Linked DNA regions of Homo sapiens: region 2 is linked to region 1. A link is an interaction called in ENCODE POLR2A ChIA-PET data of the cell type or tissue named here. Cell type or tissue: PC-3. All regions are shown on one strand. Each heading gives the region's core, and the rest is flanking DNA. Links, peaks and the distances in the headings are about the cores only.

Region 1 (11,281 bases), core at 1,821-9,820:
TCATAGAACTTCTTTCAGTGAATATCTAACTTTGGGCTTTATCTTCTTATCACTTTATAATAGTAGCTCTCACCCAAAGATTATTTTGTCCTCCACCCAAAGGGGCATTTGGCAATGTCTGGAGATATTTTTGGTTGTGACAAGTGGGAAAGTGAAGTGGTACCACTGGCATCTAATAGGGATTAGGGATGTCACTAAACATCCTACAATGCACAGGATGGTCTCCTACGACAAAGAGTTATCTGGCCTAAAGTGTCAATGGTGTCAAGGTCGAGAAGCCTTGTTTCAAATTATTCATTTACTCTGTTTTGCCCAAATATTTGGTGGCACTTAGGAATTCAAAAGAATGTAGTTTCTGAATTTTCTCTGGTAGGCTATTCCAGTTTTTTGTTATTGTTGTTGTTATTTTAGAGGATTAAAAAAATAAAAAGACAAAGGTGGTTCTTTAAATATGGGCCATAGATCATTGGTCATTAGTAAGGGTTCTCTGTGTCTAAAATGCTGTTTGCATGAAAAGACTGAGCTTTATAAATGCATCTTAAATAATATTTAAGTATTGACCAAAAGTATAAAAAGGAACATCTGGATAAATGATTCTAAAAATTATATCTAGAAAAGAGATGAATAAATTTCATTTTCCGCTAACAAGTTGTCACAAGATAGGATGTCATTCATGGGGTGGGTCTTTTGTTTAAGGATCACTTTTTTTTTTTTTTGAAGAGCATGTGATGTTCATATCCATCAATCTTACCTATTTTTTTTTTAACTAAGGCCTAAATCATTCATTTAGCATATTTTCTATTTTATTTCAATAACAGCTCAATTTTGCTATTGTTATCTATTCCAGTTTTCAAAAAGATTAGTGAAGTTTGACTTCTCATTGAAATGAGCTCCAAATGGGTTGTAAGAATGGAATTGCAGAGTCTTTAGCTCCTGAATGCCAAAAACTGATACTAATGGTATGATCCGTTTCTTTTTTTCTTGAACCTTGCTATTTCCTCTGCTATTTCCACCTGCTATTTATTCTTCTCCTGTTGTAAGAAAATACTAGTGATGCTAGGAAAAGGGAAGAATGGAAATGGGATTGTGTAGTGGTTTTGTTGGAGAGGAGCGATGGCTGGGGAACATTGGGTAGTTAAGAGCAAACTCTGAGAGCCTCTGAGCCATGAAATGATAAGGTGATAGCATTATGTATTTTTATGAGTTCTTGTTAAATAATTGTTATAATTCAGAAAATACAGAATTGGGTAAAATGTTTATGAAAATAAAAGCTAGAATAATTTGGCAGTAACAGTATAGAATTTATGTGACAGTTGATAGTCATTTTGAGTCTGGCTTGATCGACTGGCTGTGATTTAATAACTTTTTTGATAGTCACAAGTGAACATATAAGCCCAATGGGTATGTTACTTGAATATTTGATTTTTGTTCAATTTCCCTCTTAACCTCTCTAATTTAATCCAGTTTTGATGTCCACAAAGGAATTTTTAGTGACGTCTATTGGAAGATAAAGAAAAATTCAGTTTTCAACTTCTACCTCTTCTATTCCTGGAAGTTTTGGCTTTTATTGGTAATTTTGATTTTATTTCTAATTCCAGCTTACTATTGCTAGCACTTCCTCTTTATTCATCACAGTACAGTCAGATTTCAGTTATCCAGGTAAAAAGAGGCAAGGAAAAAGCATGCATACTCTTAGAAGAGTGACTAAAACACAAATCATTCAGTTAGTTTGGAAATCTGTTTTTCTGTTGGCCAACGTGGACATTTTTGCAATTCATGGTCCTGTTTTGAGCCCTGGTTTAGGAAATACATATTGGGAAGTGATGAATGAATGAGTTAGCCAGTAAGGACTGAGTGCTTGTCACGTGGCCAGCAATATTAGATGGGGTATAAAAAGTATAACACAGAGACTTGTCCTTAAAAAACTTACATTCTGGTTAAAGGGACAAAATTAACCCACGTAACAATGAAAAGATAATTTATTACTAAAATGTAAGGAATTAAGCTCAGTAAGAGTTAAACAAAGGTAATCATAAATTGGAGTTTATCGTGTCCTCATCGAAGGATCTCATTGTATTAGGATTCTCCAGAAAAACAGAACTGATAGGATATTAAAAGTAATGGGAAAAACTGCAATTACTTTTGCACCAGCTGAAATATGTAGATATATAGAAAGACTTATTTTGAGGAATTGGCTTATGATTATGGAGGCTAAGTCCCATGATCTGCCCTCTGCAAGCTGGTGGTGTGGTTCCAGTCCAAACCCGAAGGCCTGAGAACCAGGGGAGCCAATGGTGTAAGTCCTAGTCTGAGTCTGCAGGCTGGAGAACCAGGAGTGCAGATGTCCAAGGGCAGGAGAAGATGGATGTCCCAGCTCAAGCAGAGCCAGTTGACCCTTCCTCTGCCCTTTCATTTTATTCAGGCCCTCAATGTATTGGATTGCCCACACTGATGAAGGCAATCTTCTTTACTCAGTCTCCTGACTCAAATGTTAATATCTTCTAGAAACACCCTCAAAGACATACCTAGGAATAATGTTTTACCAGCTGTCTGGGCATGCCTTAACCCAGTCAAGCTGACACATAAAATTAACTATCACACCCATCATTTTGAGAGTAGAGCTATTTCCTTCTCAAATTGGGGTTAGATGTTTATTTTTATTTATTTTTTTGAGACGGAGTTTCACTCTTGTTGCCCAGGCTGGAGTGCAATGGCATGATCTTGGCTCCCTGCAACCTCTGCTTCCCGGGTTCAAGCAATTCTACTGTCTCAGACTCCCTAGTAGCTGGGATTACAGGCGCCTGCCACCATGCCCAGCTAATTTTTTAGTAGAGACGGGGTTTCACCATGTTGGCCAGGCTGGTTTTGAAATCCTGACCTCAGGTGATCTGCCCGCCTTGGCTTCCCAAAGTGTTGAGATTACAGGCATGAGCCATGGTGCCTGGCCAGATTTAATTACCTCTAAGTGCAAATGTGTATTGTGATTTAGAAGTGGATCATGAAAGGAAGATTTATAATTATTTTGGGGAGGAAAGGGGTCCCTTAACTGCATCAAGTTGCCAGGTGATTCATGCCCAAAATATGGGGTTAATTAGGAAATCTATAACTGATATTTCTAAGTGTGGTCGCCTGAACCAGGTACATCAGCATCACCTGGAAACTTAGAAATACAGATTCTCAGAATAACTACATTATGCATATGGGGGTGCAGCCTAGAAATGTGTGTTTTAACAAGCCATCTGCATGATTTTGGTGTACACTAAGGCTTGAGAATGGTCACTGTAAGAGAATTTGGGGAGGCTGACTGAAAGTTCAGAGATGTTCCTGTGTTGATTTGTTTAAGATAATGGCCTCCAGCTGCATCCGTGTTACTGCAAAGGACATGATTTCATTCTTTTTTATGGCTGCATAGTATTCCATGGTGTATATGTACCACATTTTCTTTATCCAGTCCACCTTTGATGGGCACCTAACTGGATTCCATGTCTTTGCTATTGTGAATAGTGCTGTGATGAACATACAAGTACATGTGTCTTTTTGGGTGAACGATTTATACATTTTTTTAGTTATATGCACAGTAATGGGATTGCTGGACCAAATGCCACATGTTTTCACTTATAAGTGGGAGCTAAACATTGGGTACTCGTGAACATAAAGATAGCAACGATAGAGACTGGGGACTGCTTGAGAGGGGAAAGAAAGGGTTGGAAAACCAATAGTTTTTCACCAGTAGTTGAAAAGCTATGCTTACTACCTGGGTGACAGAATCAATTGTACCCCAAGCCTCAGCATCACACAATATATTCATGTAACAAACCTGCACAGGTACTGCCTGAATCAAGAATAAAAGTTGAAATTATTAAAAAATGTTCAGGGATGGTACTAAAAAGGAAACATAAATTAGGGAGAGAGACTGAGAGGCCAGTGTTTCCAGAGCAATAATAAATTAAGCTAGAAACCAAATAGATAAATCTTATGTGAGCTTTGTTCTTTCAAACACCCGAGGGGGCGGTACTGATCGTGGTAAAAGAATGAAAGATGGGCTGCGTGCGGTGACTCACGCCTGTAATCCTAGCACTTTGGGAGGCCGAGGGGAGCGGATCACGACAGGAGTTCGAGACCAGCCTGACCAACATGGTGAAACTATGTTGGTCTCTACTAAAAAGACAAAAATTAGCCAGGTGTGGTGGCGTGTGCCTGTAATCCCAGCTACTCAGGAGGCTGAGGCAGGAGAATTGCTTGAACCCGGGAGGCGGAGGTTGCAGTGAGCAGAGATCATGCCACTGCACTCCAGCCTGGGCGACTCCGTCTCAAAAAAACAAACAAACAAAAAAACTAGCAAGACATGACCAGGAGAATTGTAATTACTAGAACAATGGTTTCCAACCCTTAGGATCCTCTGAATTACTTGGAGAGATTTTTGAAAAATCTTGCAAGTTTTTGACTTCAATCCTAGAGATTATGATTCTCAGTCTGGTAGAAGGCCAGAGCATCTAATTTATAAAAAGCATTAGATGATTCCAAAAGGCAGCTAGGAGTGAGAATTACTGACTTGGAGGCATAGACTTAGCTTAGAAATCAACAACCAAGGATGAGAGGGAAGAGACTGGATGTGTTCTGGCTTTGAAAGCTTAGACGAGGAGAAGAGTGAAGAACATTTCACTTGAGAACAGTACAAGCAAAAGATGAATACAGGCATTCTGGGGATAATTCCACTTTGCAAATATCTCAGACTGCTAGAAACAACCAGCCTAAATGGGGGTCTTTCTAAATTTTATCCCTGTCTGACTCAACATCTTCTGAAATGGGAATCAGGGTGGTAGGCAGGGAAGAGAAAGAGGAAAGTTAGTGAACAGTTTGGTTTAAAAATATTACAGGCACTTCTTTCGGGCTGAATGAGAAGTAAAAAGTATAATAATGTGTTAAGGCCAGGCGTGATGGCTCACACCTGTAATCCCAGCACTTTGGGAGGCTGAGGCAGGTGGGTCACCTGAGGTCAGGAGTTCAAGACCAGCCTGGGTAACATAGAGAAACCCCATCTCTACTAAAAATACAAATATTAGCCAGGCGTGGTGGCACACGCCTGTAATCCCAGCTACTCGGGAGGCTGAGGCAGGAGAATCATTTGAACCCAGGAGGCAGGGGGTACAGTGAGCTGAGATTGCACCGCTGCACTCCAGCCTGAGCCACAGAGCGACGCTCTGTCTCAAAAAAAAAAAAAAAAAAAAAAGGTGTTAAGGTGATGACGTTATGGGTGGGTTTTTTTCTCTCTATAAATTTTTGGACAATACATTCTTAATTTTATGATTAAAAAGCTTTATCTTTTATAAAGGCTCAAAGGAAAAATTAACCAAAGGTGTTCACATTAGCCACTTTGGTACAGCTGTGAAGGAAATCTGAGGTAAAATTGGCTGTGGTGCAGTTGAGGTGGAGGATGTAAACATACTTTCAGAGAGCGGAATGTGCATTGTTGCAGTATAAGAAAGCGTAGTCTCCATTATGCTATTGTCTTTGGCATTGGGCATTTAATAGAGTCTTCATTTGTGAAATATGATAATGCCTTATGATTCAGAGGAATATACGAAGGAAATATATAGAAATTTAAGGTAATGCAGTTTGAGGTAAAGCTTTTTTTCAAGAGGTTTAATATGAGCCCTCTGATGGAATGTATACATTCAGTATTATGTCTTTAAAGCTGAAAGGTCTAAAAGGCTTGCCAAAAAACTCAGTGAGTCAGTGGTGACAATATGTTTATGTGAACAGTGTTTTCCAAATTATCAACAAAGTTAGGACACCATAAGAACAAAAAGTCTATCCTTGTAGCTTCATGACTCATCTTTTCCACATCAGTTCTTCAATTTCTCTCTCAGTGATTCCACTTCCCAGGAAATGATCCTTCCCACAAATCTCAGATTTTATTCTGGTAGGCAAAGTTTTTTTTTTTCTTCTTACAAAACCATGTGTACAACTCATGTTGTATTTTATAGAGTAAAATATATAACATAATATGGATAAGATTGAAATGAGACAATCGATTTTCTTTTAAAGTTTAAAATATACATTTTATTTTATTTTTTAAAATAAATTCCTCACTTTTTTTTTTTTTTAATTGGAGACAGGTTCTCACCCTGTTGCCCAGGCTGGGGTGCAGTGGCTCAATCATAACTCACTGTAGTCTCAAAATTGTGGGCTCAAGGGATCTTCCTACTTCAGCTTTCCAAGTAGCTAGGACTATAGGCATGCAGCACCATGCCCAGCTAATTTTTTTTTTTTTTTGAGACGGAGTTTCACTCCTGTTGCCCAGGCTGGAGTACAATGGCGTGATCTTGGCTCACCGAAACTTCTGCCTCCCAGGTTCAAGCGATTCTCCTGCCTCAGCCTTCTGAGTATGTAATCCCTCCTGGGATTACAGACATGCACCACCACGCCTGGCTAATTTTGTGTTTTTAGTAGAGACGGGGTTTCTCCATATTGGTCAGGCTGGTCTTGAACTCCTGACCTCAGGTGATCTGCCTGTCTCGGCCTCCCCCCGCTAATTTTTTATTTTAATTTTTGGTAAAGATGGTCTCACTATGTTGCCCAGGCTGGTCTCGAACTCCAGGGCTCAAGAAATCCTTCCACCTTGGCCTCCCAAAGTGCTGGGAATACAGGCATGTGTGACCACATCTGGCTTATTTTATAGACTTCTAAAAGGTCTGAAATGTGATAAAGGAGAGATTAACTGTCACACGAATATAAAGTAAATATTCAGTAAGGATAACTATGGCTAACATATTCTAACACTTAACCATGTGTCAGGCATTGCACTAAGCACTTTACATACATTATCTCATTTAATCCTTATTACTTTCCTATGAAGTGGGAACTTTTATTGTCCAGTACACAGGGAAACTGAGGCATAGAGGTTAAGTAAATTGTTTAAGATTATATACCTCATAAGAAGCAAAGCTGAGAATTGAACCCAGAGTCTAAATCCAGAGGCCCATACTTTTTGTCTACTTAAAATAAATTCAAACATACACAATAGAACAGAGTAATAAGCCTCTATTACTTAGTTTCTAACAATTAATTGTGGTTAGTCTTGGTTCATTTATTTCTCACTTTCCCTCTACACCCCACCCACCCACTGAATTACTTTAAAATCAGTTCAACATCTTGGTTGTAATACTTCATTGTATCAGTGTATATTGGAGTGATAAAATAACCAGTGTATGTGTGTGTTTATATATATGAATATATATATGTATTTAGACCAGGTCTCACTCTGTCACCCAGGCTGGAGTACAGTGGCATGAACATGGCTCACTGCAGCCCCGAACTCCTGGGCTCAAGTGATCCCCCAACCTTAGCTTCCCAAGTAGCTGGTACTACAGGCACATGCCACTGGTCCAGGTAATTTATTTTGTAGAGACGAGGTCTTGCCATGTTGCCCAGGCTGTTCCCAAACTCCTGGGCGCAAGTGATCCTCCCACCTCAGCTTCTCAAAGTGTTGGGATTACAGGCGTGAGCCACAATGCCCACCCCATGATATTTTTAAAACCTTAATAATTAACAATCATGCCTTAATATCATGTAGTATCCAGCCAGTGTTTGAACTTCCCCAAGTGTCTCATAAATATCTTTTTTTTTTTTTTTTCTGAGACAGGGTCTCACTTTGTCGCCCAGGCTGGAGTGCAGTGGCAAGATCTTGGCTTACTGCAGCCTCAACCTCCTGGGCTCAAGTGATTCTCCTGCTTCAGCCCCTCAAGTTGCTGGGACTACAGGTGCACACCACCATGTCGGCTAAATTTTTGTTTTTTTTTGTAGAGAGGGAGTTTCACCATGTAGCCCAGGCTGGTCTTGAACTCCTGAGTTCAAGCTATCCCCCTTCCTTGGCTCCCAAGGTGCTAGGATTACAGGTGTGAGCCTCTGTGCCCAGCCCCCAGTGTCTCATAAATATATATTTTTTATGTTGCATTATTTGAATCAGGCTCTACAGTCAATTTATTGCCTTTGACTAATATGTCTTTTAAATATTCCCTTAAATATTTAAAAATATATGCAGGTCCTCCTTCCTCTTCTTTTTTTTTTTTGTTTGATATTTATTTGTTAGAAAAAACTGGTTACTTTTTCAACATAGATTTGCAGATTTTGGGTTTCATTTCCATGATGTCCTTTAACTTGCTCCTCTAGCCTCCATATTTCCTGAAAATTATAGTTATAGCTGAAGCTTGATGAAATTCAAGGTCAATTTTTTTTTTTTTTTTGGGGGGGGCGGAATCTCACTGTTGCTCAGGCTGGAGTGCAGTGGCATGATCTTGGCTCACTGCAAGCTCTGCCTCTTGGGTTCACGCCATTCTTCTGCCTCAGTCTCCCCAGTAGCTGGGACTATAGGCACCCACCACCATGCCCAGCTAATTTTTTGTATTTTTTAGTAGAGACGGGGTTTCACTGTGTTAGCCAGGATGGTCTTGATCTCCTGACCTCGTGATATGCCCGCTTTGGCCTCCCAAAGTGCTGGGATTACAGGCGTGAGCCACTGTAATCAATTTTGTAAAGTTAAAAATATTTCATAGGCTGGGCACAGTGGCTCACACTAGTAATTCCAGCACTTTGGGAGGCCAAGGGGGGCAGATCACTTGAGGTCAGAAGTTTGAGACCAGCCTAGCCAACATGGTAAAACCCTGTCTCTACTAAAAATATAACAATTAGCCAGGCGTGGTGGTGTAGGCCTGTAGTCCCAGCTACTTGGGAGGCTGAAACAGGGAATCACTTGAACCCAGGAGGCAGAGGTTGCAGTGAGCCGAAATTGCACCACTGCATTCCAGCCTGGGCAACAGAGCAAGACTCTGTCTAATCAAAACAAAACAGAAACAAACCCAAAAAACTTCATAGATAGTGTGCATACTTCATGTTAATCTCATTAGAGGCACATAAATTCAGTTCTTGTTCAGCCTAACAAGATAAAGAGTATCTCTGTGTTCTTATAAAGATATTTTAAAATCAGTCCTCTGAAAATAGATTAATAAAATATTAAAATCACCTAGGGTCACTATGGAATAAAGAAATCCTAATTTAAAGAGGAAATAGTGGCCCTTGATCCAACTATTTAATATGGCCTTAGTAGAATTAGCTGTATTTAGGGCAAGTCAGACTTTATTGTGAAATGTAATAGGTGTCTGCATTCTCTTCATTTTAATCAAAGAAACTTAAATGGCTTCTTTTCTTCCACATGTCCTATCCTTGACAAGATGGGCAATATCACTAAGGGGCCTGGTTTTCTATTATCTGATGCTAGGAAGTATAAACTTGTACTTACTGTTCTTGTTTCTCTTTTATCTGTGTATCTTTGCCATTCTGTTTTCTCAATGAATAGTATGTTCTCTCCCATTCAGGTACCTTAATGGTGTCTATTTTATTTTATTGCTGCATAACACCACATATTTATTTTTTAGTTTCTAAAGATTAGTAATCCAGGAGTGGCTTAGCTGGATAGTTCTGTCTCTGGTTCTCTCATGAGGTTGGAGTCAAGCCATCAGCCAAGGCAGAAGTCATCCAGACTGCACTGGGGCTGAAGACCGTGATGCCAAGCTCACTCACGTGGCCTTTGGTAAAAGGCCTCAGTCCTGTGCCATATGGACCTCTCCATAGGACCTCATGACAAGGAAGCTGGCTTTCCTCAGCACAAGTGACCCAAGCAAGAGAGACAGCAGCAAGATAGAAGCCAGTGTCTTTTATAATTAACCTCAGAAGTGACATAGCATCATGTCTATAATACCATATTGGTCAACTATTGTACAATAAGTGACTACTCAAGGGTATAAATACTGGAAGGCAGAGATTATGGGGACCCATCTTAAAGGCTGGCTTCCACAAACTTAGGTGTAAAATTCTTAACACAATTTTAGCAAATAGAATTCAACAATATATTAGATGGATAATATAACAAAGTGGGGTGTAGCCCAGGAATGCATGGTTGGCTTAACATTTGAAAATTAATAAGGAGAATTCAATATATTAACAGACAAAAAGACAAATTATAGATTTAGGAAATACATTTCTCAAAATCCAACATCCTTTCCTTATAAAATTTTAGTCTCATGACACTAGGGATAGAAGGAATAGATGTGATAAACAAAGGTCATGTTTGCAAACCTACATTTTACTATCACACTTAATGGTAAAAGACTTGTGTATTTCCCCCCCAAAATCAGGAACAAGGCAGTATGTTCTTTTTTGCTACCTCTATTCAATGTTGTATAGAAGTTATACCCAGTAAAATAAGGCAAGAAAAACATATAGGTATCTACATTGGAAAGGAATAAATAAATCTGTCTATTTGAAGATGACATGATTATCTACCTTGAAAATCCTGTGGGATCTGCATGCAAGTTATCAGAGCTAATAAGTTTAACAAGGTTGTGGGATACAAGATCAACATACAAAAATCATTTGTATTTCTATATTCTAGCAACAAATAATTAGACATTAAAATTTAGAAAATCAACATCATTTATAGTAATGTTAAAACATGAAATGCTTATGGGTAAATCTGACTAATATGTGAAGGACCTGTACATTGAAAAGTACAAAATGTTGTTGAGTAAAATTACAGAAGTAGATGAGAAGATTTGGTGTTAAGATGTCAGTTCTCCCCAAAATGATCTATAGATGACAAGGTAGACAAATATATCAATGAGACAGAATAGATAATCGATAAATAGACTAATCTAGAAATAGACAATACATATATTGTCAATTTGAGTCCGGGCGTGGTGGCTCACGCCTATAATCTCAAGATTTTGGGAAGCTGAGGTAGGAGGATCACTTGAAGCCGGGAATTCAAGATCAGCCTGGTCAACATAGTGAGACCCCCCATCTCAGAAAAGAAAAAGAAAGGAAAGAAAGGAAGAAGGAAGGAAGGAAAAGAGGGAGGAAGGGAGGGAAAGGAAGGAAAGGAAGAAATAAGTATATTGTCAATTCATTTTCAACTAAGGTGCAGAGACATTTCAATGGAGAAAAATAGTATTTTCAACAAACGGTGCTGAAACAATTAGATATCCATCTTCAAGAAAGTAAACTTATACATACCTTGCACCAAATATAAAAAGTAATTTGAAATAAAGCATAGACCTAAATGTAAAACCTAAAACTATATAAAACTTCTAGAAGAGGCTGGGCGTGGTGGCTCATGCCTGTAATCCCAGCACTTTGGGAGGCCGAGGGGGGTGGATCACGAGGTCAGGAGATCAAGACCATGCTGGCTAACATGGTTAAACCCTGTCTCTACTAAAAAAATACA
Region 2 (11,281 bases), core at 2,027-10,026, 85 kb after region 1:
ACAGAGCACAGAAACACACAAACACACCCACCAACACACACACACACACACACACACACACACACACACACACACATACATGAATAGCACCCTTAGCACCATTGCTACCTTATGTGATTCCTACCATGAAAATCTGCACTTTAAAAAGCAGGAAAATTTGAAATCTACAGATGTGGATAACACTCAAACTTGAATTGGGACACAAGAACTTTTCCCTCTCGGGCTAGTGAGATAGTACGGCCTAGTGGCTACAAGGGTGAATTCTGGAGATAAATTTTCTGGGTTTAAATCACAATTTTACCTTTCATTAACTGTGATTTGGGGCATGTTTTTTAACTATTGGGTGCCTTGGTTTGCTCTTCAGTATGATTGGAATAATTATATACAAAATATACAATATCTATCTCACAGTATTGCTGTGAGGATTTGAAGAAATCATTTATACTAAGCTTTTATGCATGAAATATATTTAGAACAGAGTGAAGCAGAAGTATCTGTGTTCTTTCATAGAATGTATGAATGAAATGGGACAGTGGGTGGTCACTGCCTTAAAATACTATACCATATATTTTGTCATGGTGCTATTGCAACAATACTCCTAACATTATGTATTTCTTTATTTGAGTCACTGAAATACAAATATGTTCTGAGAAGAGTCAGCAGAGTGATTTACAAACTAGCTTTTTAGACTGGGAGGCACACTGGAGATCCAGGTTGGGGGCCTGGGTCTAATCTCAGGGCTCTACTTTTTTAACAAGGTATATAATTGTGGACAAGTCAACTGGTGTTCCTGAACCTCATTCTTACCTGCACACTGAGGAGGCTGAACTGGGTGATCTCGGAGGTCCTTTCTGGCTGTAATATCCTAAGAGACTGGATGCTCCCTAGGCAAGGAAACTGTTTTATCGACGTACATACTGTGGAAGCTTACTAATGCAAGTCTTTATTAAGTAGTTTTTCTGTAGCAGCCGCTTTTCTAAGCCCTTTGACCTATTTAACCCTTGCAGCAATCCTATGAAGAAGGATTTATCATTATCCCCATTTTACAGATAAGGAAACTGAAGCAGACAGAGGCTAAGTGATTTGCCCAAAGACCATATGGCTATTAAGTGGCAGGGCTGAGATTCATAATCCAGTAAGTTGAGGTACGCACACCAGGCATTCTATTCAGCATCAGACAGTGCTAGGCAAAGAATAACCGAAGAAGAGGGACTGTGTTCTATTCACTTTGTTTTCCCCACAGATCTGTAAGAGTGCCTGGAGCTTTTTATAGGTTCTGAATAGATATTTATCATTCTTGCAGTGGCTTGATCTTGGCTCACTGCAACCTCCGCCTCTTGGGTTCAAGCGATTCTCCTACTTTATCCTCTGGAGTAGCTGGGATTACAGGTGCCCGGCACCATGCCCAGCTAATTTTTGTATTTTTTTTTTAAATTTTATTTTAAGTTCTGGGATACATGTGCAGAACGTGCAGGTTTGTTGCATAGGCATGCATGTGCCATAGTGGTTTGCTGCACTTATCAACCCACCATCTAGGTTTTAAGCCCTGCATGCATTAGGTATTTGTCCTAATGCTCTCCTTCCCCTTGCCCCCCACCCCGTGACAGGCCCTGGTGTGTGATATCCCACTCCCTGTGTCCATGTGTCCTCATTGTTCAACTCCCACTTATGAGTGAGAATATGCGGTGTTTGGTTTTGTGTTCCTGTGTTAGTTTGCTGAGAATGATGGCTTCCAGCTTCATCCATGCCCCTGCAAAGGATATGAACTCATTGTTTTTTATGGCTGCGTAGTATTCCATGGTATATATGTGCCACATTTTCTTTATCCAGTCTATCATTGATGGACATTTGGGTTGATTCCAAGTTTTTGCTATTGTAAATAGTGCTGCAGTAAACATACGTGTGCATGTGCCTTTATAGTAGAATGATTTATAATCCTTTCGATATATACCCAGTAATGGGAATTTTTTGTATTTTTAGTAGAAATGGGGTTTTGCCATATTGGCCAGGCTGGTCTTGAACTCCTAACCTCAGGTTATCTGCCCGCCTTGGCCTCCCAAAGTACTGGGATTACAGGCATGAGCCACCACGCCTGGCCTATCATTCTTGTTTTTGTTGACGACAAAAAGTTGTTGGATTAAATTGCTTTCAGCCTTCTGGGTTGCTAAGTGTTGCAGAGTTGGCTGTGTTAAATTTCATTTTCTTTTGTTAATGTTACCCACACAAGGTGAAGGTTTTGGTTGGGGCTCAGGAGGGCTCCTGACTGGGGAGAAAGTGGGAAGATCCAGAGCAAGGAGAAGACAATGAGGCTGCCAGGCTTTGGGCTGCTCTGGCCTCTCTGCTGCCTGCCACTGTCTTCATGTCCAGCCTCGCTGTGTTTCTATAAAGGTGGAGTTGTACCTCTCTGATTTCCCCTAAAGGTGGCCTGGATGTGGTAGAAGAAAGAGGAGGCAAGGCATTACCTGCACCTGGAATACTGATGAGTGGTTTGCTCTTTCTTGTATGCCCAGTGGCCTGGTCTTAAGCCTAGGAATAAATGTAGTCACCATGGCCATAAAACGGCCCCACTGCTGGGCTTGCTTTCCCTGGCCTCTGTGAGTTCCATGCTCATTATATGGACTCCCCATAGCAACGTTGAGAGCTTGCTTATCATTTCCAGAAGTGACCATGGCAGATTAGGAATATATGTTTATTTTGAAGTGGGTTTTTTTCTTTTTAAATTTTACACATTGTTGGATGAACATAACATCAAGGGCTGCTTTCCCAACTGTCTTAGGAAAAGAGCTCTAATGTTGGAGCCAGTAGCCCTGCGTGTTCTCATCCCAGTTTTGATTATAACTGACTATAATACTGTAATGACACTCTGACCTGTGTTCTTTTATGACTGAGATTTCCGGTGGGGATGGAGGAGGTGTCTGATGTACAGAACCAGGGGGATGCTGCCTGAGCCAGGTTGGGGACGGAGAGAAGAGGCTGAATTTCAAGACACTGACATCATCAGTACTGGCCCTAGTGCAGTTACATACCTGGTCCTGCAACAAATAATGAGTATTTAGGGCACATATGCCAAGCATTAATGGGGTCACGAGGTGGATCGTTCTTTTGGGTGCCCTTTTATATGCCGCTGCAATCAGAGAAGCAGGACACCATGTAGGTGAGCATCTGCTGTTTTCACAGCTATTTGAAGCTGCAACCCAGTGTACTAAAAGTTTCCAGGCTGACTCAGTCCAAAGGTGACTGTTTTGGAAACTTTGAATGAGATTGGTTCGGCAACTTCAGTGTTATGTAAGTAAAAGGATGAGAGCAGTTGAAAGAGCCACTGCTCTGGACATGTTCTAAGTGGCTTCTACCAATGGGAATACGTGAGCGTGCATTAAGAATGTAGCAAGTGAGACTGACATGTCTCCAGTACAAGCACAGCACGTACAAGGACACAACTTCATGTTTGGTTCAATGTGAGACTTCTCTGTGGCTCCTTTCTCTTCATTTGCACAGATATCTGTACCACCCAGTATAAGTGGTATACTAATCGTAGCTAGCCTGTGCTGCATGCCTGCTATTTTCTGGGTAATTCCCATGTGTTTTACACAGGTTAACTCTACTTCCTCTCATGGAAACTACTTGTTGTCGAAATAATGGTTATATTTTACCAATATGGCAACTGAGGCACAGAGATGTTAAGTGTTTCAGCCCAGGTAAATAAGTGGTTCAATCAGGATTTGAACTCAAGCAGCACCTACCTTGGAGCCTAAGCTCTTAACCACAGCACTTCACTGAACCTATAAAATACATGTTTATTGGTTTTAAGCTCTGCTAGTTGAAGAACATTTATACATGTCTCTATTAAAAATTCACTTGTGTGTGGGTTATGAATTCACCCATAAAGAAGACTGCCATGACGCACGGAGGAGGGATGTCTGTGGAGCTTCAGGAGACGTGATAATCCACAAACTGTCCTGGGTTGAACTTAGCTATTATTCTGCCAGGAAACTGTCTGGAGAAGGTCCAGGAAAGTACCAAGAAGTAAAGAAGTACCTGAGAGTGCTCAGCTCCCAGTGTGTCCCTTGGCACCTGCCAGTCACAGCTTGGTTGGTTCTGGCTGTGGGGCCGGCCTTCCTGAGACCCTTGTCAGGGGGCTCATACCCTGGTGCTCTGTTTTCACTGATGATGAAGCCTCAGAGCCCTTGGTCCCCTCATGATGTTCTGCGGGAAAATTGTGCACACTTTTGTTGTGTGACTTAGGTTCTTTAACTCAGGCTGGTTGACATGGAGCTTGGTTCCAGTGATCAGTGCTGGCTTTAGATATGATTTGCGCATCTCTGCAGGCTAGTGTCACGCTGCACTGTGGATCTGGACTGTGGCTCGGGTGCCAGTTGCAACATAGTCTTCAAGGATAGCCAATGGCGAGACAACAGCACTCTGTCATGCAGCTGAAGTTATGGAAACACATGATGTCACATGAATGTCTATTGTGTGAGGTGATGGTTAATACCTGTGTTTCCAAGAAAGTGCCAGGTACTGGCTAGTCCTCACCACAACCCTATATGTGGTAAGGGCAGTTATTAAGCTTATTTTATAACTGAAGAAGCATTAGCACCAACAGAGAAGATAACTTGCCCAAGGTCATACATGAAAACCAATGGAGAAATTAAGGTTTCAACCTAGGCAGTTAAGGCCTAAAGTCTGTGCTCGTGACCACCAAGCTATCTCACCGGTCCCCTGTCAGGCTTTTTAGGGGATAAAGTACAGAGTAAAGTAGAACTTTCCTCAAAGACTGTCTTATTGGTCTCACTTATTTTTTTTTTTTGTTAGTCTTTGGGTTTACTTTAAATTGATGGGCTGCTGGAAAAAATGTAAATTGTCATTTAAAAAGAAGGCATCAAGGTTTTGTCTTAGGTTAATTTTTCAAAGGGCTTACCAAGAACACAGAAGACAGAATGCCAGCTGGGTGCCGTGGCTCACGCCTGTAATCCCAGCACTTTGGGAGGCCAAGGCAGGCAGATCACTTGAGGCCAGGAGTTTGAGACCAGCCTGGCCAACATGGTGAAACCCCATCTCTACTTAAAAAAAAAAAAAAAAAAAAAAAAATAGCCAGGTGTGGTGGTGCATGCCTGTAACCCTAGCTGCTTGGGAGGCTGAGTTGGGAGGATCCCTTGAACCTGGGAGGCAGAGATTGCAGTAAGCTGAGATCATGACACTGCACTATAGCCTGGGTGACAAGGCAAGACAATGTCAAAAAAAAAAAAAAAGACAGAATGCTGAGCAATTAAGAACTACTTTATTTAGTCCTGTCTTATCATTTGTGGCCTTTGTGTATTGAGCACGTCCTGAGAGCTGGGCACTTTCTAAATACTTTACATGTGTTTCCTCACTTTATGCTTGTAACTGCTTTCTGGAAGCAGGACTGTGATTATTCCCATTTTATGGAAGAAGGAAATGAGGTTCACGAATATTACATAATCTGCTCATAGTCACAAAGCTAGCAGGTGGTGGGGCTGGCGTAGAAACCCAGGCAGTCTGGCTCCAGAGTCCATGTTCTTAATTAACCACTCCTCTAGGGTGGAAAGCTCACTGGTTTTGGGGTTAGGACACTCATGCCAGCTCTGCCAAAATGTCAACATGTGTGACACTGGCCAAGTCATATCTCCTCTTGGGTTCTCATTCATTTATTTACTGATTCATTCAGCAGCTCTTTCCAGCATACCTACCATGTGCTAGGCATTGTTAGTACTAGATACATAACGGGTGATAAGATAGATTTCCTCGATGCTTCTGTAGAGTTTACAGATGGATTTTCAGTTTCCTCATCTGTAAAAGATGAGAATTAAAATATATGAATGTTTCTCATCCTTTACAAAACCCACACATCTTTTTATAAACATAAAAAGTTATGCCTTCCCTAATGTTATTTGAAATTTCTGAGTAAATAACCATGACTAAAAATAAATTAAAGCAATTATAATAGTGAGTAATTTTTGTTTGAATCACACAAGCCCTCATGCCTGTTCCTGAGGAGATTCTCCTGCGCTGGCCCTCTGAGCCCTGGGCATTCTTTCGGTTAAGAATCATGGGAATAGTATTCTTGCTCTAAAAACGGACCTACAGTTATATTTTTTAATTGCTTTGAAATGCTGGAGTTGTGTCTATTTAATTTGTATTCATTCTTTCACCAAGTTTTGGCTCTTGGGTTTGTATGGCAGATAAAACTTTACTCATTCCTTTTACTGAAAACCTCTTTCCCCCCCAGGGTATAGTCGTGAGTCACGAGCTCTCTCACCAACTGACATTTCCCCATCCTGTTTTTGGAGGGAACAACAAAGGACATGCCTGGTGCCTGACACAGCGGGCCCACAGGCTGCTCCTTTAGTGGCCTTGTGAGTTCGATGAGCTTTTGGCTCTAGGAAGTGCCTGGGCTGCTATTACTCTGTGAATCTCATGAGATTCACAGACCTCTTAGGAGCACCAGCCAGGTTGTAAAGATCTCTTGAGGACTGGGCTCTGGAAGGACTGGCCACTCCAACACCCTGCCTTGCCCTTAATTGTGCATTGCCTGGTGTTCTTTAATTGCCTCACAAATGCCCTTGAAAACTCTCAGGGATGGCCTCACTGTGCATGACAAAGGAATGCAACCTACTGTCTGGTTGTACTGAAGGAGCAGAGAGCAGGATTCTCATAATGATTGTTCAAAGAATTTATTTATGTGGAGTCCTAAAAGGAGTGATAGGTGTGAAAAAATGCAATTTAATTCAACAAACATTGATGCAAACGCTGTGCTTGGTGACAGCAATATAGAGATGAATAAGACCAGTGTCTAGTGACGTGCTGGCAAGTACAACTGGCTCTGTGGGGAGGCGGTACCCTGATTTGTACCTTTTGCTGATTTCCATTGAGTAAATACTCTTGCCATGTTTGATTTCAAGCTACCAACATGGTGTCAATTGGCTCACAGAAGCCCTGAAAATTTAATAATCAGCTCTTATGAGCCTGTACAAACTGAACTTGCATTCTGCTACCAATATCTACTTTTGAAGTTGTCAGTTTAGATTGGAAGATACATAAATTGCCATGCAGTCTGATAAAGACAGAAATAGAAGTATGTAGAAGGTAGAAAGGTATCACAAGGGACACTGGTTCAATTCTGCGGTGGGCATATCCACATGGTAGGCTGCAAACAAAGACAGGCAAGGCCTGTAGGTGGGTGGAGACAGAGACCTTCAGAGCATCCTCAGTGCCTTCAGGTCATGGGGAAATGCCTTGGCCTGCCTTAAGGTCCCGTGCAGTCTAGCCTCACCTTACCTGGCTGAACATTCTCCCACATTTACTGACACAAACCTTCTGCTCTAGTGAGTCCAGCCCAGTGTTTTCAGTCTTGAGAGCACATCCCTGCCTTGGCTGACACCCACCTCCTCCCACCACCGTTTAGAAAGTGCCTTCCCTCCACCTCCACTTCCCTGCTCTACTCATCCTTCTTTATGAATGCTTCCTACAACAGCTCCAAGCCACAGAAAGCACTGACAGAAAGGGAAAGATTGATCACGTGAATTCCATTAAAGTGAAGAATTTATGTTTATCAAAAGTCACTGTTAAGAAAGGAAAAGGCAAACAATGGAGTCAGAGGAACTGTTTGGAACACTTATGACCAATCGAGGATTTGTATTCAGGACATGTAAGGACCTCTCACAAATCAATAAGAAAAAGACAAGAAAAGGGAAAAGAGACCAGAACAGGAACTTCACAAGAATGGATATCCAAATGACATGAAAAGAAGCTTGCCTTCACTCCACCTTTACCTCAGTCACTAGGGAAATGTGATGCCACTACATACCCACTAAAGTGGCTGAAACCAAATAGACTTGTATTACCAAGCATTGTTGAAGACTTGAAAGAGTGGGAAATAATGTATACTGCTGGTAAGAATCAGACATGGTATAACCTATTTGAAAAACAGTTTGGCAATATTTATTAAAATGGAACATTTGCATACTCTATGACCCAGCATATAATCTGACCATACTCTATGACCCAGCATATGATATGACCTAGCTATAATCCAATGAAAATGTATATCCATATGTTTACCTAAAAGTATGTACTGGAATGTTGATACAGCATCATTAGTTATGGCTCCAAATTGGAAATACCCAGACATTCATCAATAGTAAAAAATAAATTATAGGCTATTTGTGAAGTGGAATCTTTTTAAACTATGAAAAAGCATGACATACTGCTCCATAGAACTACATGGATGAACCTCACAAACCTAATTTTGAGCGAAAGGGGCCAAACAAAAAAGAAAACAAATGGAGTTATTATATTTATATAAAGTTCAAAAACAGACAAAACTATATGAGGTTAGACATCAGTTTACCTGATACCTTTGGGGAAGAGCAAGAGGTTAGTGACTGGGAGGGCTGTGTTGGGGGCTTCTGAGTTGCTGAGGTTGTTATATTTCTGGCCCTGAGTGGTGATAACACAGGTATGTTCACTTTGTCATTGAGCTTTACGTGTGCAATTTGTGTACTTTTCTGTATATCTTACATTTTTATTAGCTAAAAAGCAAAGGAGCTTCTGCATGAAAGTATTAGAACTAGTGCTGGAAAGTGAGGGAGTGTTTCTGAACCGCCTTTGTGTTTTTCTTTTGACGTTTTCTATCTTTATGAGTTTATTCATCAAACAAAGACATTTTGAGAGTGACAATGTGCCGGGAACTATTTTAGGTACTGAGAGTGAAACAAAATAGAAACAACTGCTGCTTTCATGGAGCTTACATTCTCAAGGGGACAGCAAGGTCCTTGAACAGACAAATGTATAACAAGTCAGGGGATAAGAAATACTCTGAAGTGGTATTAGGGGATAAGAGGATAAAGAATAATGGAGCTGGGCTGAGGGTTTGGGCACTGACTAGGTGTTGTTTTATATGGGGTGGTCGAAGAGGACCTCTGACCAGGCAGCCTTGGAGCCAGAGCCTGGATGAAGTGAGTAAGGGAGGCTGACAGGTATGTGAAGAACATTCCAGGCAGAGAGGGCAGTAAGCGCAAAGGCCCTGCATTGGGATCCTTGGCCTCCGAAGCAGGAAACTCAGCATCATTCTTGGCTTCTCTCTCTCTTCTTCACCTTCATATTTGAATCAAATCATGATCCATTTGATTTCATAGCTAAATCTCTCATAGTTTGCAACCTCTGCCTCCCAGGCTCAAGCGCTTCTTCTGCCTCAGCCTCTCGAGTAGCTGGGATTACAGGAACATGCCAGCACACCCAGCTAATTTTTGTATTTTTAGTAGAGATGGGGTTTCACCATGTTGGCCAGGGTGGTCTCAAACTCCTGGTTTGTCTCCATCCCCTCCATTGTTGCCTATTTGGGTAATAGTTTCTTAACTCTGCCTTCCCGTTTCCATTTTTTTCTCTTCTGATTTTAAGTCACTGACTGGATATGCCACTCCTCTGCCTAAAAGCCCTCCAGTGGCTCTGCTTTGCTCTCAGAGTAAATGCCCTACAAGGTTTTGGTTTTCCTCACTGGTCTCATATCTTTCTGCTTTGCCGTACACTCCGTGCTTGAGCCACACCAAGGCGATTCCATGTTTCCCACATTCCCTCTGAGGAAAGGCCCTTTAGTCTCTGGGTCTTTCTTTATGAGGGTGCATCTACCTGTGGAGTTCTTTCCCCCACCTCCTCATTTTATGTTTTGCACATCCCTTAGATCTCAGCTTAGATGTTGTTTAGTCTGGGAAGCTGTTCCTGTCCCTTAAACCTTGGCCAAGTCCCTGTGTTCTCCTATCGTTGCCCCGTCATATCATTTTGTCATTGATTTTTCTTTTTTCCAGCCTCCCATGAAACTCTAAGACACATGTGGGAAGTAACTATGTTACTTATTCATAGTGCTTAGCAAAGTTTCTGATGTTTAGAAATTTCTCAATAAATATTAAAAAAAGAATGCATGTTGAGCTACATTTCTGTGATATGTCAAAAATCTAGAAGTATTTTTATTAGTAACTGATAGAAATATCTTTCAGTCAAAACATTATTCATCAACTCACAAAAAAGCAGACTAGCTTTGTGTTTGAGTTTTGTTTTTGTTTTTCCTGGTAATTTTGTGTTCCATAATTTCTCAGACACAGAAACATTATCTTTCAAATTTTAATACCACTTTATTTGACTCAATCACATGTAAAATTTTTGTTCAGAGAATTTTGAATGTATCCGTGAAAAATATTCAAATGTCGAAATCCAAATGTCTTGCTTTGGCTGTGGAGCAATATCATTACTGTGACTTAGTTCTAGAATTTAGACTTAATTGCTAAAAAAAAAATTTTGAATTCAACTTTATTAATTTTGTCAAGTTTTTGATGTGCTAGGTGGACATTCTTTCCAATTTATTACAGTCCCTTCATATAGACACAAAAGCTTTTAACACGATGGGAAAGCTGGTGAGACAAGTCAGAAAATAAAGCAGCTCTTTTTTCTTTTTTTGTTGAGACAGAGACTAGTTCTGTTGCCCAGGCTAGAGTGCAGTGGTGCGATCTTGGCTCACTGTAGCCTCCACCTCCCAGGTTCAAGCAATTCTTGTGTCTCAGGCACCGAAGTAGCTGGGATTACAGGCAGTAGCCACCACGCCGGCTAATTTTTGTATTTTTAGTAGAGATGGGGTTTCACCATGTTGGCCAGGCTGGTCTCAAACTTCTGAGCTCAAGTTATCCACCTGCCTCGGCCTCCCAAAGTGCTGGGATTACAGGCATGAGCCACCGTCCCCAGCCAGAAAGCCGTGATTTTTAAGCTGATGCTTTGTACCATCAGTGTGAGGAGTGATGCTATTGATCCCTGCTGGGCATGAGCATTAGAAGAAAGTTGAGCAGGGACTTAAAATGGGGATGTGGAGCACTGTGCCAATGTCTTTCAAATGGGCTTTTAAAAATTATTTTAACAGGATTATTTGGAGAATCATAAATGTTTGAGCCTCAGATACACTCATAGCTACCATTTACTGAGTACTTGCTATATGCCAGGCACTATAAAAACTGCTTTAAATAGACAATCTTGTTTAATTGTAATAACAGTCATATGGGATTGTTACCATCATTCCCATTTAACAGATGAGAAAATTAAGGCTCAGAGAGGTTGAGTGGTTTGCCCTAGGTCATATAGCAGGTCAAAGCTAATGCTGAACTATGAACACAGTTCCTCTGACTGAAAATGTGCAAGGCTACTAACGACTAGGTCCTACTGGCTTATGTATTGAAAAGTAGATCAATGAACTCATTCTGGAGCTAAATGTTGTCTATTACTG

What was found. ChIA-PET counts read pairs that join two places held together with the same protein. Peaks named below come from ENCODE experiments on the same cell type or tissue, not always from the same donor. Only the 100,000 strongest peaks of a DNase experiment are listed, where the experiment ranks them.
Region 2: POLR2A ChIA-PET joins it to region 1 with 13 read pairs; 7 of 35 experiments call an interaction of 5 or more read pairs at or near these places.

The regions. Positions count from the first base shown.
Region 1 is chr1:162,599,945-162,611,225 of GRCh38, forward strand. It overlaps UAP1 (UDP-N-acetylglucosamine pyrophosphorylase 1), which reads left to right. Exons shown (of 11, transcript NM_001324116.5): 11 at 1-1,296. Among named protein-coding and RNA genes, the nearest start is that of DDR2, 27 kb to the right of the region's middle. In PC-3, for the core only: no CTCF peak of the experiment used is centred there; a DNase peak (open chromatin) is centred at 5,757; H3K4me3 peaks cover 373 bases; H3K27ac peaks cover 2,454 bases.
Region 2 is chr1:162,684,780-162,696,060 of GRCh38, forward strand. The region is part of intron 2 of DDR2 (discoidin domain receptor tyrosine kinase 2); the gene reads left to right. Among named protein-coding and RNA genes, the nearest start is that of DDR2, 58 kb to the left of the region's middle. In PC-3, for the core only: no CTCF peak of the experiment used is centred there; DNase peaks (open chromatin) are centred at 5,612 and 6,302; H3K4me3 peaks cover 377 bases; H3K27ac peaks cover 1,983 bases.